2 separate regions of the Mus musculus genome follow, and region 1 is linked to region 2. Evidence: chromatin loops called from intact Hi-C (ENCODE). Cell type or tissue: gastrocnemius. All regions are shown on one strand.

Evidence for each region. Peaks named below come from ENCODE experiments on the same cell type or tissue, not always from the same donor. Only the 100,000 strongest peaks of a DNase experiment are listed, where the experiment ranks them.
Region 1: it touches region 2 in a loop (2.6-fold over the local background); 13 of 42 quality-filtered maps call a loop at or near these places.

The regions. Positions count from the first base shown.
Region 1 is chr3:133,268,948-133,276,947 of GRCm38, forward strand. No RefSeq gene overlaps it. Among named protein-coding and RNA genes, the nearest start is that of Ppa2, 37 kb to the right of the region's middle. In gastrocnemius, a CTCF peak has its summit at 3,139 (motif pointing left); a DNase peak (open chromatin) is centred at 3,138.
Region 2 is chr3:133,086,694-133,094,693 of GRCm38, forward strand. Gstcd (glutathione S-transferase, C-terminal domain containing) reads right to left here and starts at 5,132. Exons shown (of 12, transcript NM_026231.3): 1 at 4,887-5,132. It overlaps Ints12 (integrator complex subunit 12), which reads left to right and starts at 5,162. Exons shown (of 7, transcript NM_027927.4): 1 at 5,162-5,283. In gastrocnemius, no CTCF peak of the experiment used is centred here; DNase peaks (open chromatin) are centred at 4,737 and 5,185; H3K4me3 peaks cover 2,374 bases; H3K27ac peaks cover 2,042 bases.

The DNA of each region.
Region 1 (8,000 bases), 180 kb after region 2:
TGGCTTGTGCTGTAAGATCGAGAATTGACAAATGGGACCTCATGAAACTGCAAAGCTTCTGCAAGGCAAAAGACACCGTCAATAAGACAAAAAGACCAACAACAGATTGGGAAAGGATCTTTACCTATCCTAAATCATATAAGGGACTAATATTACCAATATATATAAAGAACTCAAGAAGGTGGACTCCAGAAAAACAAATAACCCCATTAAAAAATGGGGCTCAGAGCTAAACAAAGAATTCTCACCTGAGGAATACCGAATGGCTGAGAAGCACCTGAAAAACTGCTCAGCATCCTTAATCATCAGAGAATTGCAAATCAAAGCAACCCTGATATTCCATCTCACACCAGTCAGAATGGCTAAGACCAAAAATTCAGGTGACAGCAGATGCTGGCGAGGATGTGGAGAAAAAGGAATACTCCTTCATTGTTGGTGGGATTGCAAACTTGTACAACCACTCTGGAAATCAGTTTGGCAGTTCCTCAGAAAATTGGACATAGTACTACCGGAGGATCCCCCAATACCTCTCCTGGGCATATATCCAGAAGATGTTCCAACCGGTAAGAAGGACACATGCTCCACTATGTTCATAGCAGCCTTATTTATAATAGCCAGAAGCTGGAAAGAACCCAGATGCCCCTCAACAGAGGAATGGATACAAAAAATGTGGTACATTTACACAATGGAGTACTACTCAGCTATTAAAAAGAATGAATTTATGAAATTCCTAGGCAAATGGTTGGACCTGGAGGGCATCATCCTGAGTGAGGTAACACAATCACAAAAGAACTCAAATGATATGTACTCACTGATATGTGGATATTACCCCAGAAACTTAGTATACCTGAGATATAAGAGACAATTTGTAAAACACATGAATCTGAAGAAGAATGAAGACCAAAATGTGGACACTTTGCCCCTTCTTAGAATTGGAAACAATCACCCATGGAAGGAGTTACAGAGACAAAGTTTGAAGCTGAGACAAAAGGATGAACCATCTAGAGACTGCCATATCCAGGGATCCATACCATAATTAGCCTCCAAACGATGACACCATTGCATACACTAGCAAACGTTTGCTGAAAGGACCCTGATATAGCTGTCTCTTGTGAGACTAAGCCGGGGACTAGCAAACACATAAGTGGATCCTCACAGTCAGCTATTGGATGGATCACAGGGCCTTCAATGGAGGAGCTAGAAAAAGGAACCAAGGAGCTAAAGGGATCTGCAACCCTATAGGTGGAACAACAATATGAACTAATCAGTACCCCAGAGCTCTTGACTCTAGCTGCATATGTATCAAAAGATGGCCTAGTCGGCCATCACTGGAAAGAGAGGCCCATTGGACACGCAAACTTTATATGCCCCAGTACAGGGGAACACCAGGGCCAAAAAGTGGGAATGGGTGGGTAGGGGAGTGGGGGGGGAGGGTATGGGGGACTTTTGGGATAGCATTGGAAACGTAATTAAGGAAAATACGTAATAAAAAATATTTAAAAAAAGGAAAAAAACTGCAACTATTTTTAAAAGAAGGGAGGTTGGCGATATCCTACCTGGATGTCAATCTCTTGCTTAGTCCTGCACTATGGCCTGAGTCTGTTCTCCTGATGTGTGCCTGTGTTGACATGTTGGACCCCAACGTAACTGTATTAAAAGGTAACAGAGCCTTTAAAGAACAGAGCTGAACAGGAGCTAAGCAGAGCCACTGGGTTTCGATGCTTGAAAGGGATTAGTGTGGGGCTCCCAGAGTCCCCTGCATCCTTTTCTGGATCCCTGGATTTGTCTTCTTCATGTCACATCCATTCTTATGAGGAGCCAACAGGGCCCTCTCCAGAGACTAAACACATGGGCCCACCTGACACTGGATTTCCAAACTGAAAACCTGACCTAGACTAACTTCATTATGAAGTGTCACATATCTTGATACAGCAACAGAAAATGGACTGATCTAGCCTGTTATTGTAGGGGAGCAATCAGGCACACACACAGAAGCACTGTTTGCAACAATGAAAACGGGAAAATTCCACTATTTAATGAGTTAAAATTAGTAAATGCCATGAATACCTTGAGGGTATAAACTAAGTTACCAAATATAAAATATACTATAATCTGTTTTGCCTGCAGTTTGAAAACCACTCAGAATAGTACTACTTTAAAAATTCTGGCCTGCCTACTTGGCAAATTATATTCATAATGATTTTAAAAAGCTATTATAATTTGGGGTTTCTACTGGCTATATTCTGTAAGCAGTTCTTTATTGTGTGGGTCTATGTGATTTTTCTATATTTTTATTGAGAAAGGAGAATTGATTTTTTACAAAGAATGGTGGAAAATAAATGAAAGTGAACTCAGATAATGTAAGGATCATTGATAATAGGTTAGTTTCTTCTCACTCATTCAGCAAATAGCTCAGGCATTTAGTTTCCAGAGGGCATTGTACTGGACGGCGAAAGACTAGCACACAAGGTAGATATAGTTGGTTCTAAAGCCACACGAAGACAGACAAGTGAAATGATTCTAATACATGAGAAAGGAACCAACAGACAATACGTATGTCACACCCACTCTTATCTAAGACCATTGCAGAGGCTCAGGAGTTTCAGTGTCAGGAATAGATGCTAGCTAACTAAAACAAATACAAAGATGCAATTATCCAAATAATTGTTAGTTACATCTGTATGTAAATAGATCAGAATAGGTTTCATTCAAGTTTCCCCCTCTCAAAAAGAAATGAAAACAGGAAAGGAGAAAAGGAAAGGGGGGAGGAAAGGGGAGGTGAGGAGAGTGGAGAGGGGAGTGGAGGGGGGAAGGGAGGGAGGGGGAGGGGAGGGGGGAGGGGAGGGGAGAGGGGAGGGGAGGGGAGGGGAGGGGAGAGGGGAGGGGAGGGGAGGGGAGAGGGGAGGGGAGGGGAGGGGAGAGGGGAGGGGAGGGGAGGGGAGGGGAGGGGAGAGAAGAGGAAGAGGAGAGAAGAGAAGAGAAGAGAAGAGAAGAGAAGAGAAGAGAAGAGAAGAGAAGAGAAGAGAAGAGAAGAGAAGAGAAGAGAAGAGAAGAGAAGAGAAGAGAAAAAGCAAAGCAAACTCCCTCAGCTCCAGCAATCCAGGAGGGTCAATGGAATTTCCATCTGTTGTTGGCGCCCCCTTGTGTTGAGTCAGTTATCAAATTCTCGTGTTTTTGTTAACATCAGTAAAGGCATGAAGAAATGATAACTCTCCTTTCTTCAAAAGCCCCCTGCAAATCTCCATACCATAAGGCTGTCTCATTCTTTAAATTCCCAGAAGTAGTTGCGTGGGGATACTTGGCTGGCTCTGGTCTCCACTGATAAGTGCACAGGGTGTTCTGTAGAATCCAAACGAGCTCATTTGTAGGAAGAAAGTAGCTTTATTTTCATAAATACTAGAAAACTCCTACTGATTCAGTTTTGAAATTTGTTTTTCTTTCTTCTAGAAGTATTGTCTTGGGTTAGGTTTAGTAGTTTTTAAGTGTTTCTCCATTCTGATATCCAAAAAGACAAATGATATTTACTATTGAAGTGCTTGAAAATTAAATAATTATTTAATTGCAAATAAGAGTGTAACAAAATGCAAGATAAAAGAATAAAATATACTGGGGAAAATATAGTATAATAATTTGTATTATAGTTGGAAAAATTCTAATTAAACCTGATATAAAAATCTTAAACTGTCGAGAAAAGTACAAGTATTTAGAAATTAAAATGGAGTAAATGAAAAATATAGAAGATATAGGAACAAAACTTGTACTTAATATGATACTTGTGATTGACAGGTTGGCTGTCACAGTTATAAGAGCTATTACAAGAATCACTTTGGAATTAGAAGGGACAAATATTGCAAAGAGCAACGTACTGGAAATCTTCAAGTAGGACATTAGGCTTGGAAACAATACAACGAATGAGTGTAGTAAAAAAGAAAATAAAACAGACCTTCTTAAGAGAAATTTCACTTATAAGAATTTCCCTGAAGAAACAGTTGCAAAAGGTTTAAAAAGGAAAGATATAAAGAAGGTTTCGTTGCAAGTTTGTTTTTTTCTAGTAAAAACAAATTGGAAACGACTTCATTGACTATTGGTCAAGAGCTACTTAAACACATACAGAGCATCTGTATATGGAGTATACTACATGATTATTTAAACATTGACCTACTTCTGTACATACAGGCCACAAATGCTTACCGTGTAATGATGCTTAAAGAAAGTACCATGATGCACTCTTGTAAAGCATATTTTCTAGGATGTTAAATATGCACTAAAAACTCTAAAACTGCAAACCCAGTAAAAGTGGACCATCTTTCTTACAGGTGCGAAGGTGGAAAGTAGCACTTGCTACTTCCGATGTTCTTCATTGTTCAAACTTTGCAACAAGTATGCGATGTTTCCATCATGAGAAAATACATCGCTTTGCATATTTAAACCTCGTTAATTAATGGGAGTGAATAATTCTTGTCACTGAATTACTGTGCAGCTTACTGAGTTATGCTTACAACTAACAGAGTAACTCCAAACTGCTTAAAAGTTCCTGTTGCGTAGTTAGCCAGGCAGAGTATTTAGCTGCCAACGTGTGGGGTATTCCTAAACAGCAGTAGAAATTTCTATTTGAAGGGACAACCCACAAATGCAGCATATTGAAGAATCCTAGTAATTAGGTATCGTGTTTTCTGTTATTGTTGTTTGGGGGTTCTTGGATTTTTTTGTTTTCTTTTGCTTATTTGTTTGTTTTGTTTGTTTTTTTTCTTTTCTTTTATTGGATGTTTTCCTTATTTACCTTTAAAATGTTATCCCCTTTCCCAGTTTCCCTTCTGGAAATCCCCTATCCCATCCCTCCTCCCCCTGCTTCTATGAAGGTTCTCCTCCACCCACTCCTGCCTCCCCACCCTGGCATTCTCCTACACTGGAGCAAGGGCCTCTCCTCCCATTGATGCCCAACAAGGCCATCCTCTGCTCCATATGCAGCTGGAACCATGGGTCCCTGCATGTGTACTCTTTGGTTGGTGGTTTAGTCCCTGGGAGCTCTGGGGGATCTGATTGGTTGATATTGTTGTTCTTCCTATGGGGTTGCAAACCCCTTCAGCTCCTTCAGTTCTTTCTCTAACTCCTCCATTGGGGACCCCATGCTCAGTCCAATGGTTGGCAGTGAGCATCTGCCTCTATATTTGTCAGGTTCTAGCAGAGCCTCTCAGGAGACAGCCATATCAAGCTCCTATAAGCAAGAACTTTCCGGCATCCTCAATAGCATCGGGGTTTGATGAGTGTATATGGGATGGATCCCCAGGTGGGGCAGTCTCTGGATGGCCTTTCCTTCAGTCTCTGCTCTACACTTTGTCTCTGTACTTCCTTCCGTGAGTATTTTGTTCCCCTTCTAAGAAGGACCGAAGCATCCACACTTTGGTCTTCCTTCTTCTTGAGCTTCATGAGGTCTGTGAATTGTATCTTGGGCATTCCAAGCTTTGGGGCTAATATTGGCACAAGCTAGAGTTATCTGAGAAGAGGGAACCTTATTTGAGAAAATGCCCCAGTCAGATTGGCCTGTAGGAAAGTCTGTGGGAGAATTTTCTTGATAAATGATTGATGTGGGAGGGTCCAGATCCCTGTGGGTAGAATCACCCTGGGGCAAAGGGGCCTGAGTTGTATAAGAAAGTAGGGTGAGCAAGCCAGTAGGCAGCATTCCTCCATGGCCTCTGTTTCAGGTCCTGCTTCCAGGTTCATATCTGAAGGTTGGGCTCTGACCTCCCTGAATATGGAGAGTAACATGGACATCCATGTATAATCCCTTTCCTGCCCAAGCTGTGTTTGGTCATGGTGTTTTATCACAGAAATAGGAAGAAAACTATGTTTTCTATATGTTAGAGACGATGAATGGCTGGAGAACTGTGGCATGTTACCTCTCTGCTGTTACCTCTCTGCTGGACACTGCACATGTTGCTTTATAGGTATGATGGTTCCTGATGAACCTCAAACAAGAGAAGAGAGCCAGTCAGCATTTGTGGTTCTGTGAACGCTAATGATGTTCATATTTCTGCATAAAATTAAAAGTTCTCTTTAATAGTTGATTTAGCAGGGAACCTAAACTAGTTAGACACACAAAGAAATCTTCCTTGTGATTTTCCTTTTTCTTTTAAAGAATTTAACAAATCTGGAAGCCCAGTGATAAATGTTAGAGAACACGCCTTCTAGGAACTTGAGAGTTCTAGATGAGAAAACAACAGGGTAAATGGGAAAGAAACAATATAGATTATGCTACATTAAATAAGATGGGGATGAAGTCAGAATTTAAATCTAACTCTGTGTGATCACAGTGCTTAAAAATAAAACCAGGGTTTTCTCTATACTGGTAGAGATTGTATGTCACTTTTAGATTGATTTTTGTTCTATGATAACACGCCTAAAAATGTTTGCCCCAGTTATATAAATGAGAATGAAAATACTTTGCAAACTAAAATTTGAGACTTTTCATGGAAAAGTGAAAATGACAATATAGTATAGAGACAACAATTAGACCAGATACATGCGTAGTGAGGACAAAGAACACATGGTAAGTCTGGAAGTCTCCCAGGTACAGAACCAGGCTACCGCACATGTCAAAGGACTATTCCGCGTGCTGTTCTGACATAACAAGTGGGCCTGGGGGAAGAGTGTCTGAGAAAAATACAAAAATATTGCAACCTGAGTGATCTGTGGAGTCCGCAAATCCAGCTGACCCAAGGGCTTTCTTTCAGAACGTGTCACGTTAACAGGCTCCAGTGACGATGCCGTAAGCTGTAGGAAGAAACATATCTTCTGTTTCTTGCCTGCTATGGCTTTTACCTAGTTTGTGCCCCCTTCAAATGCCCCTGTGTTTTTAAAACCACTGTCTCAGGCATGGTCCTATTATTAGAAAGAAGCAAGAACCTTTGGGGGGGGTAAGGCTTGGTGAAGGGGCTAGACAACTGGGGGATATCCTTGAAGGGGACTGTGGTGGGCTCTTTTGTTTTCCCTCTCTTTCTATTCTTGGTCATAAGGTATCTATGACTGAAGTAAATACCCTGGCAAAAGCAACTTAAGTGAGGAAGGGTTAATTTGGCTCATGGTTAAAGTACACAGTCAGTCATGGTGGAAGAGTCAAGACCGGAGCCAAGGATGGCGGATCACATTACATCCAGTCAGGAAGCAGAGAGTAATGACTGTTTGTGCTTAGCTAACTCTTTCCCTTTTATATGCTTCAGGATCACACCCCAGGGAATGGTGCCACCCACAGTGGGTAGATCTTATACCTCAACTAAACTAACCAAGAAAATACCTCATAGGCATGTTTATTACAAGTAAAAACCAAAAATGCTTCGCTAGAGTCCCATTGAGAGCCTTAAAGCATGTAGTCCTCCAAGATTCATATCCCCTCAGTATCCACACCTCAGCCACCACCAGCCACTACCAGCACTGTCTCTGGAATTCTTGTCTCTGAGAGATGGTCCTCCTAGCATATTTCCAGAACTTCAGTCTCCATGTAAGCACACGCTTCATGTACAAAGCATTTCCTCTGCCTGTTGCTGAGCCTGGCCATTTTGTTAATTCCTTTCATAATGAGATAGAGATAGAAATAGAGATAGAGACAGAGATAGAGATAGAGATAGAGAGACAAGTAGAGAGAGATAAAGAGATAGAGACATATAGATATAGCAATTGAATGCTCTCCAGTCTTCTACTTGACACCTCTCCCCAGAACCTGCTAAAGTGTTATGAATTTTTCTTTCCATTATTGCAATTTTTCATCATCATATTAATTTATGAACTCTGATTCACAAACCATTTTCAGATTGTGGGTATTAATCACCTTAAGTGTGACTATTTTGAACTGAGTTTTTTTTTTTTATATGTGTAAAAATTCCACATTTTGAACAATAATAAAGAAATGTCATAACAGCATTAATAATATATGGATTCCACACTGGAATGATTATTTGGGAGTATTGAAATAACTACATTATTAGAGTAAATTTTGCATCCCTTTT
Region 2 (8,000 bases):
GACCTGTCATTTTTTCCTCCTCTATTCTGCCAGATGCCATACTGCAGTCAGTCACCGAGAGGACATGACCAGGCAGTAGACAAAGGCATAAGTTGTCAGGAGCTGAACACAGCCAATAGAACATGCATCTCTCTCTTCTAGGACAGCATGATTGGGAATTTGTAAGAGGAATAAATAGGTAAAAAGAAATAGAAATGCTTCAGTTTCATTACTTAGTGAATTCTTCAAGGATATGTTTATTTTAAATGGTTATATTAAATCATAGGTATAATACTTAGACATTTAGGCTATTTGCATTTTCATTCCAATTAATATATCTTGGCTTTGACAAAATATTTTACATAAGAAAAGAGAAATCAGTTTTTGGTTTTTTTTTTAAACCTAAACTCTTAAAAAAAAAAAAAAAGCTGCTAGGCTAGGCAGCATATGCCTTTAATCCCAGCACTTGGGAAGCAGAGGCAGGCAGATCTCTGTGACAGAAAGAGCCAAGATGAAAAAGAGAGCGGGGTGCAGAGAGAGGGAGGGAGGGAGGGAGGGAGGGAGGGAGGGAGAGAGAGAGAATAAAAATATTAAAATTAAACATACTTCTTTTTTTTCCCCCGGTTTTTCAAGACTGGGTTTCTCTGTGTAGCCCTGGCTGTCCTGGAACTCAGAAATCCACCTGCTTCTGCCTCCCAAGTGCTGGGATTAAAGGCGTGCGCCACCACTGCCCAGCTTTAAACATACTTCTTTATCAACTAGAATTTTAAAAAGCAATTTGAATGTTTTGTGTTCAAAGTTCAAGGTCAGGATATTTGGCAAGGTCAGGATATTAAACAATAAATTACAATTCATGACAGAGCAAAAGTTATGTTATGCAGCAAAATATTGCTGAGTATTTTGTATTATTTTGTTTTACATTAAGAAATATTAGCCAAGCATGGCTCACTTCTTTAATCCCAGCATTCAAGGCAAGAGGAGCTCTGTGAGTTCAAGGCCAGCTTGGTCTACATAGTGAGTTCCAGGACAGTGAAGACTGAAGAAAGAACCTGCTTCAAAAAAACCTAAAGTAGTAACTGAATCTAAAGGGATCTATTCTGAAAACACTCAGAAAATTCTCTAGAATAAATACTATTTGCCCTTATAAAGTGGAGGAAAAGAGAATCAGGAGTTCAAAGTCATGGTAGAATACATAGCCAGTTCGAGACCAGCCTGTGTTAACGAGAACCTGTCTCAAAAACCCATAAATAGAAAATATTAATACTATCAGAATATAGCCTAAATTAAAGCACATTTTATTGTAGTAGGAACAATCTTATCAAAATAAAAATAATCAGAAATTATGTTATTAAAATATTTTCAGTGCCGGGCAGTAGTGGAGCACACCTTTAATCCCAGCACTTGGGAGGCAAAGGCAGGCGGATTTCTGAGTTCGAGGCAAGCCTGATCTAGAGAGTGAGTTCCAGGACAGCCAGGGCTACACAGAGAAACCTTATCTCGAAAAAACAAAAAACAAAACAAAACAAAAAATTTCAGTAAGGATGCCCCCCTCCTAAACCTCCATGTCAAGCATTAGTTATCTGCCAGTTTTTAACACTGGACACAATTCTCTGTCATCGCTTCTTGATTCCATTTACTGCATATTCTTCAGCTCCCTCAATGATTTCTGGCTCAAATCTAGTAACACAGGAGGATCACAAGTTTGAGGCCAGTTTGGACTATGTGGTGAATTCAAAGCAAGCTTGGAGATTTTAAGAAGGGGCTGTTTTAAAATCCAAAAGGCTAAGACATAGCTCAGAGAGTGACTGGCTTTATATATATATATAATATTTCCTGCCAGAAAATTGCAACAGCAAAACCTGATATAATGTCATGAGTACTTACTCTATTGCATGGAATAAATCTGATTATTTATGCTGTTTTTCCCTTTTCTTTTACGTTATGACTGTTGACTGATTTCATGGCCCATTACCAGTACACAAGCCACATCTCAACAGCATTGTTCTATGTGCTCTGCAGTGCCAATGGCTTTAAATATTATCCGACTCCTACATTTATTTCAGGCACATCTTGCCTGAGCTCCAGGCTCGACATTTCAATTGGGTATTTTTCTAAATGTGTTCATTTTTCTTTCCTGGCCCCATTGCTGATGAAATAGCAACACCATTCACCTACCTCCAAGCCTAAAGTCTCACCCAATTCCTTCATCTCTCACACCTGCTATCTCCTTCTTTGAAATAGAACCAAAATCTCATCACTTAGCACCCACACTGCTGCGCTTAGTACTGCTGGACTGGATGTCCCAGGAAGGCTGGTACCTAAGAGGGGGCTCCCTTCTCTGAGAAGGGGAGGGGTGGGGAGGGGAGGGATTTGTAAGGATGAGACTCTGAGGAGTGGGGGCACAATCCTGATGTAAAGTGAATAAATAAATAAATTAATGGAAAAAAAACCAACTTTCCCTCATTTTCTCCCGTATGGAATGAGGGCAGTAATAGCAGCAGCACCTTCCATCCTCTGTGCCATGGTAACTGACAGGGAGCCCTGAGGAAAAATGCTACCTACCTTCTTTATTTTGTTTTGAATAGTGCTACAGCTCAAATGCCAGGCCTCACTCATGCTGGGTAAGTACTCTGTCACTGAGTTAGACCTCACCCCCTACTATTCTTTAAAATGCACAAATTCTTTACCTAAGGACACTATTAAAACGCATAAACTTTAATGGGAAAAATCCAACTCGCGCTTTTTATTTGAAAACTTCTTCCAACAAAATGTGTGGACTATGTTGAACTTAAATGTGCTGCACCACAAACACTGATAAATTTAATACTGAGGTTTTAAACCCAAGGAGTCATAAAATGCTGTTGGGAATTCTTATGCCAATATACATATTAGCAGACTATATTTTATAAAATAAAAAGTTTGACATAGTTAACGAGTATGAACATTTACTGATTTCTCTCAAATATTGAAATCTAAATTTAAAGCTGCTCAATTCTCTGCATCAGACAATCTTCAATATTTTGAATGTACAACTTAGCTCATGGTTTAGACATTAAACAAAGCAGCATTATTTGGTTACAGACCCCACTTTATTACCATACAGATTTTTAAAAGTGCTTCTTCATAAATAAATAATAGTCAGTTACCTCTAGTTAAAAGTCCAAGAAAGAAATACAGCTTTTAGAGTTCATACTATGTAATGTAGGATTATAATTCAGGGGCAGTTAACCCATGATTAAAATTAGCTATTTGGATCCCAGGGCAAGAAATTTTTATTAAGTAAGAAAAGTTTGGAAGTGGAAATGCTTACTGAAATCTTAGTTATAGAAGAATATATAATCTCTCTGGAGATTCAAAGAACTGTCTGTTGTTATTAAGTCATAATACGTGCAGTTAACAGGGAAGGACAGCATAAAATGTAAATGCTGAAAATACCATCAAGCCTGAAAAAAATACTGAGTTACCTCAGCAAGCAATACTTATTTTATGATTACAAAGCTTTTAACTCCTGCCTCCCAAGAAATGTTCATAGAAGAAACCAGTAAGTCACTTTGCATTCAAGGATAAAAACAACACATACCAGGCAACAGTCTAAAATACTGATGGACACCAGGGTAAGTCCCAAATGTTTTTATGGCTACTAAATTACTGCTATTAATAAGGCCAAATGGATTATTGTTTGTGCTTATTTAAAACCATGTGCTGTTGAAACAAAAGCTAGAAAACATAAGAGGTTTAAAACAAAACTCCTTAAGTCCATAACCACAAAGCTTTTAGTTTTGTTTGAAATGGGGAAATACATAGTATTCTTTCCACTCCCCCGGCCCCGGACCTCACTGCATCCCATTTTCCCTTCCTTGAGAGCCCACCCCTTCATGGCCCCTTACTAGTTTAAAGGTGTTTTTCATTAGTACTATAGAACAACGTTCAAACCTCAATCTCCTTTTTGAAGTTAGGCCTCTTTAAAATGATTGAGTCACAATTTCAGCAGCGTCAATGGCAGTGTATGCTCCTCAAAGTGCAGTTTAACACTCATATAGCTTAAAGTTTGATCTACTAAATATGACAGCAAATCAGTTGTATTGTAACAGTTTATTCTCATGGCATTTCAAGACCATATTTACATGTTTAAAGTCACTTCCAGTTCTTGCTTTTTAAATTGTGGGACAGCACGAGGGAAACTTGACAAATGCCACCATCTTTAGCAATAATGTGGTACGAGATACACTCGTTTATTTTTTCTGACCTTAAGGAATTTATGACAAAGGATTTGGTGGTGAGTATGGCGGGGGATGGAGATGGGGTGGTGTAATTCCCCAGTCAAAGTTAGAGAGGTATGTATTAGGGTATTCTTTTTTTTTTTTTTTTCTTTTTTAATTTAAGCCAAAGCAGTTCTCGTGCAAACTCAAGCTTTCTGTTCGTGCTAATAATGGAAGGGCAACGCTGCTTTGGTGGGGATAGCAAATGTCCCCAAATGCAGCAGATCCTAACTGTAAAATAGTACGCATGTACAGCGTCCAATCAGGAAGGGCTGCGACGTAAAACTATGTCTTTGGGGAAAGTTAAGTCGTGCTCCAAGAGGTCTTTTTTCCTGCACTTAACTCAAAACGACCACACAACCCCCTACCAGGCAAAGCTGCCCTGTTGCTCTACCCACGCAGGGAAAAGACTAGAGGGATGGCTCGCAGCCGAGGGGCCCACGCGTCACTCAGCGGAACGGCGCGAAGCCCGTCCATCTGCACCCACAGCAAAAGCCTGCGGTGAATGTGGGGCTGGCAAGACTCTCAAGGGCTGCGAGCCGTCACCGGTCCCACCCTGGCCTCCAAGCCCAGCCCCGCCGACCCCTGAGGGCGAGCGCGGATCTCAGGAGGCGGCGGGGGGACGAGCGGCCCGAGCGCCCTCTTTACCTGGTCGCAGGGGCGCGGCCAGGCAGGGAGGGCGCGGGAGCATGCGGGCGACGACGCGGGCCACCGCGCCTTCCCGCCCAGCTCGAGCCGGGACTCCGAGGCTACTTCTGGAAGCCGCGGCCTGAGGAGGAGCACTCGCCTCCCAGCGAGGCCCTGAGCAGGGGAAAGGGGGCAAAAAGAAGGAAGAGACAACGTGTCTGCGCGTCCCCCGCCCAACGCCATTCATAATCCGGCGGACCGGAAGGAGTGCCCTACGTCACTTCCTGCTGTCTCACTCGGAAACGTTCCCCTTCCGACCTGTTGCGGGAACCTTTGTTTCTCTCTTCTTAAAGCTGGTGAGGGCGGGGACGGATTCGAAGAGAGCTACCGGGAACCGACCGAGTGGCGGGGCGGAGCGGTGAGTGGTGACGAGGGTCCCCGCTTCCTGGCGCCTCGGGGGGAGGCTCGAGACCCCGCGAGGGGCGGCCGGAGCGGAGCTCCGTGGGCTGTCGGTCTCCTCCCTGCTGGAGGGGAGACCTCATAATTTGCGGGGTGGTTGCGTGGCTCCGCCTGAGCGCTCCTCCTAGTCTGGAAGGACTGAGTGAGGAGGGCGCCGAGGACGGTGGCCCGGGGGACCGGGACCGTGGAATTGTCCAAGACCTTTGACCGAGGGTTCCGGAGACCTCTGTACAGCTCCCGTTTTACATCTCTGTTCTGGCCTCCTTGAGAAGGACTTACCCCTATTCGAGGCCGCCCCCAGTGTGTTTTGATTCCATCAAAGAATTGGCATTTCGAAGTGTCTCTTGACTCTCCTTAGCTTCTCTAGCGCTTGGGTTTGTTTTGGAATTGGGGTTTTTACATCCTGAGTTTCCAGACTTCCCCAAAGGCGAAGCACTAAATGGAAAGAAGAAGTTAATTGGAAAGGATTACAGAATCTTGCAGAAACACGAATGGGATGGTCTCGAGTGTTGTAATGAGTATTGCACTCTCTGCAGTTTCCTTTATCTCATGCACTAGCAGGTGATCAACTTAGAAGTTTGTTTGAAACTAGTAGGCAGGGTGAAAGAGATCTGAGAGAAAGCATCTATTTAGGTAGGGGTGCTCAATTTTGTTTGGGGACATCACAGCAGCCTTGAAAAGGACCATTTTGGCAAAAATCCAGTTGATTCAATAAATATTTTTTAAAAACACCTGTGAAATGCTACTTGCCAGGGAAATTCCTGCATTCCCCCTCACATTCCCCCTTCATAAACTTCTGCTCTCATAAAAGCTATACACTAGTGAGATTAATAATTAAAGACAAATGAAAGAGTAGAAAGTGAATGTTGCAGGTCAGAGCACTGTACACATCCCTACCCATAAAATAGACGATTGTCTTGCTTTTTTGTGTTTGAGTTATGTTGAGAGGAAAAGACAGTTGCATTTCATGAATGCCTTTTGCTGAAGTGACTAGAACTGTGTAGAGTAAAAGACAAGAATATTAGACTTCGGTGAGTTAGCTGAATATAATAGTCTGGTCATTGTTTTCAGAGTAACAGAGAAATAAGAGGAAGTGAGAGAAAAACCATACAGAGTCATCTGCCTTGAGATGGTATTTGACAACAAAATGCTCATGACTGCTGAAGAACAAATTGGTAGTGAGACTAAAGCAAGACAGAGCATTGGAACAATAGTGGCAAGAATGAGAAAGCCAGGGAAAGAGAGGTCCAATACCAACTTAAATGTAAAAATACAAAGTATCCCTCTTGTATTCACCTGATCTTAAAATAGGGGAGAGTAGCTAGAGCTAGAAGGGGACTTGGAAAAGGGAAGCTGGACTTAAAACTGACTTGGAGAAATAAAGAGTCAAGAGGCTGCAAGAGGTCCTGTTCAGTAGGAAAATGTAATTGTTCTTTCTGGAAAGATGGGAAGTGAGTTGACCAAACAAGCATGAGAATGCTAAGTGTGAAGCATGCTAGATAGGACTAATAACCTGGAAGAGAATATGGTATTTCTTTCAGTGGCACTTGTTTGGGTGTAGACGGGAGAAGATGCCAAATAGAAGCATGTCTACACAGTAGGTAAACCTTAGAGCAGTGGGATAAGGATGCTTAGAGAACTGGAAGAGAGTCACGGAACGGCTTGTTCTAGAGTGGAAGCCGAACAGGAAGGGAATAGCATACTGCCATAAACAGAGGTAAGCGATGCGGGGAGATTATTGTGTAGGCTGGCAGTTGCAGTGTGTCTTGCATAGCTACAGGTACTTCCTGGTGTGCCCCAACCATCCCTCCCACCAGCGCTAGCTATCACTGCCACATCCTAGGTTATTGATAGTTTTACAGTAATAAGTATTCATTTTCTTCCTTTCTTTGTTTTAAACAGTGCTTAGGTTTTTAAAATAAACTCACACTTAACATATTCTTTCATCTATCTTCCTGTTCTCTATTTACATGTACATTGTTTATGCCACCTACTGCTTCTCTTTGGTTTGAAAAAGAAATAGGAGCAAGAAAGAAGGGGGGGGAGGGAATTAACTAAAAAAAATATTGTCTTATAATACCCCAGATATCTTCTTGAGTTAAAACAGTGGAGAAGGAAAAAAAAAAAGGAAGATATAGTTTGCAAAGAAGGAGGCTGTTGATTGTAGTCATAGAGAATGGTGTAGCAGACTTCACATTTCACTAGCTGAAAATGAAGCTTTCTGTTAATGAACTAAATAAAATTATTTATAAAATGTTTTAGAAGATCATAATATATGCTTAATTAAAGGTAATGTCAGGGAGAGAGAAAGAAGGGCCTGGCCCTAATATTATGTAAATAAACCCCTGAGGTCAGAGGTTGATAAATGGAGTCATGGAATTTCTAAGCTGAGCAATACAGAAGAGGTTCTATCTGAGTACTGTTATAGCTTTTCTGATGGAACAAGTCAGAGGAACACTTCCGTGTTGGGAGCTGTAAAACATGATGTCATTAGTGAGAATAGTAAAGACAGATAGATAGTGCTTGAGGAAAAAGGAGGAACTATAGAGGAATGTGTTATTAATGACTGGGCTAATAAAGCTAGTTTGAGGAGGGTGAAGGGCTGAGCTCAGTAAAAACACTGGATGGATTTGCAGGATGAGCATCTGTGCTTTAAAGAAGCCATGATGTATTGGG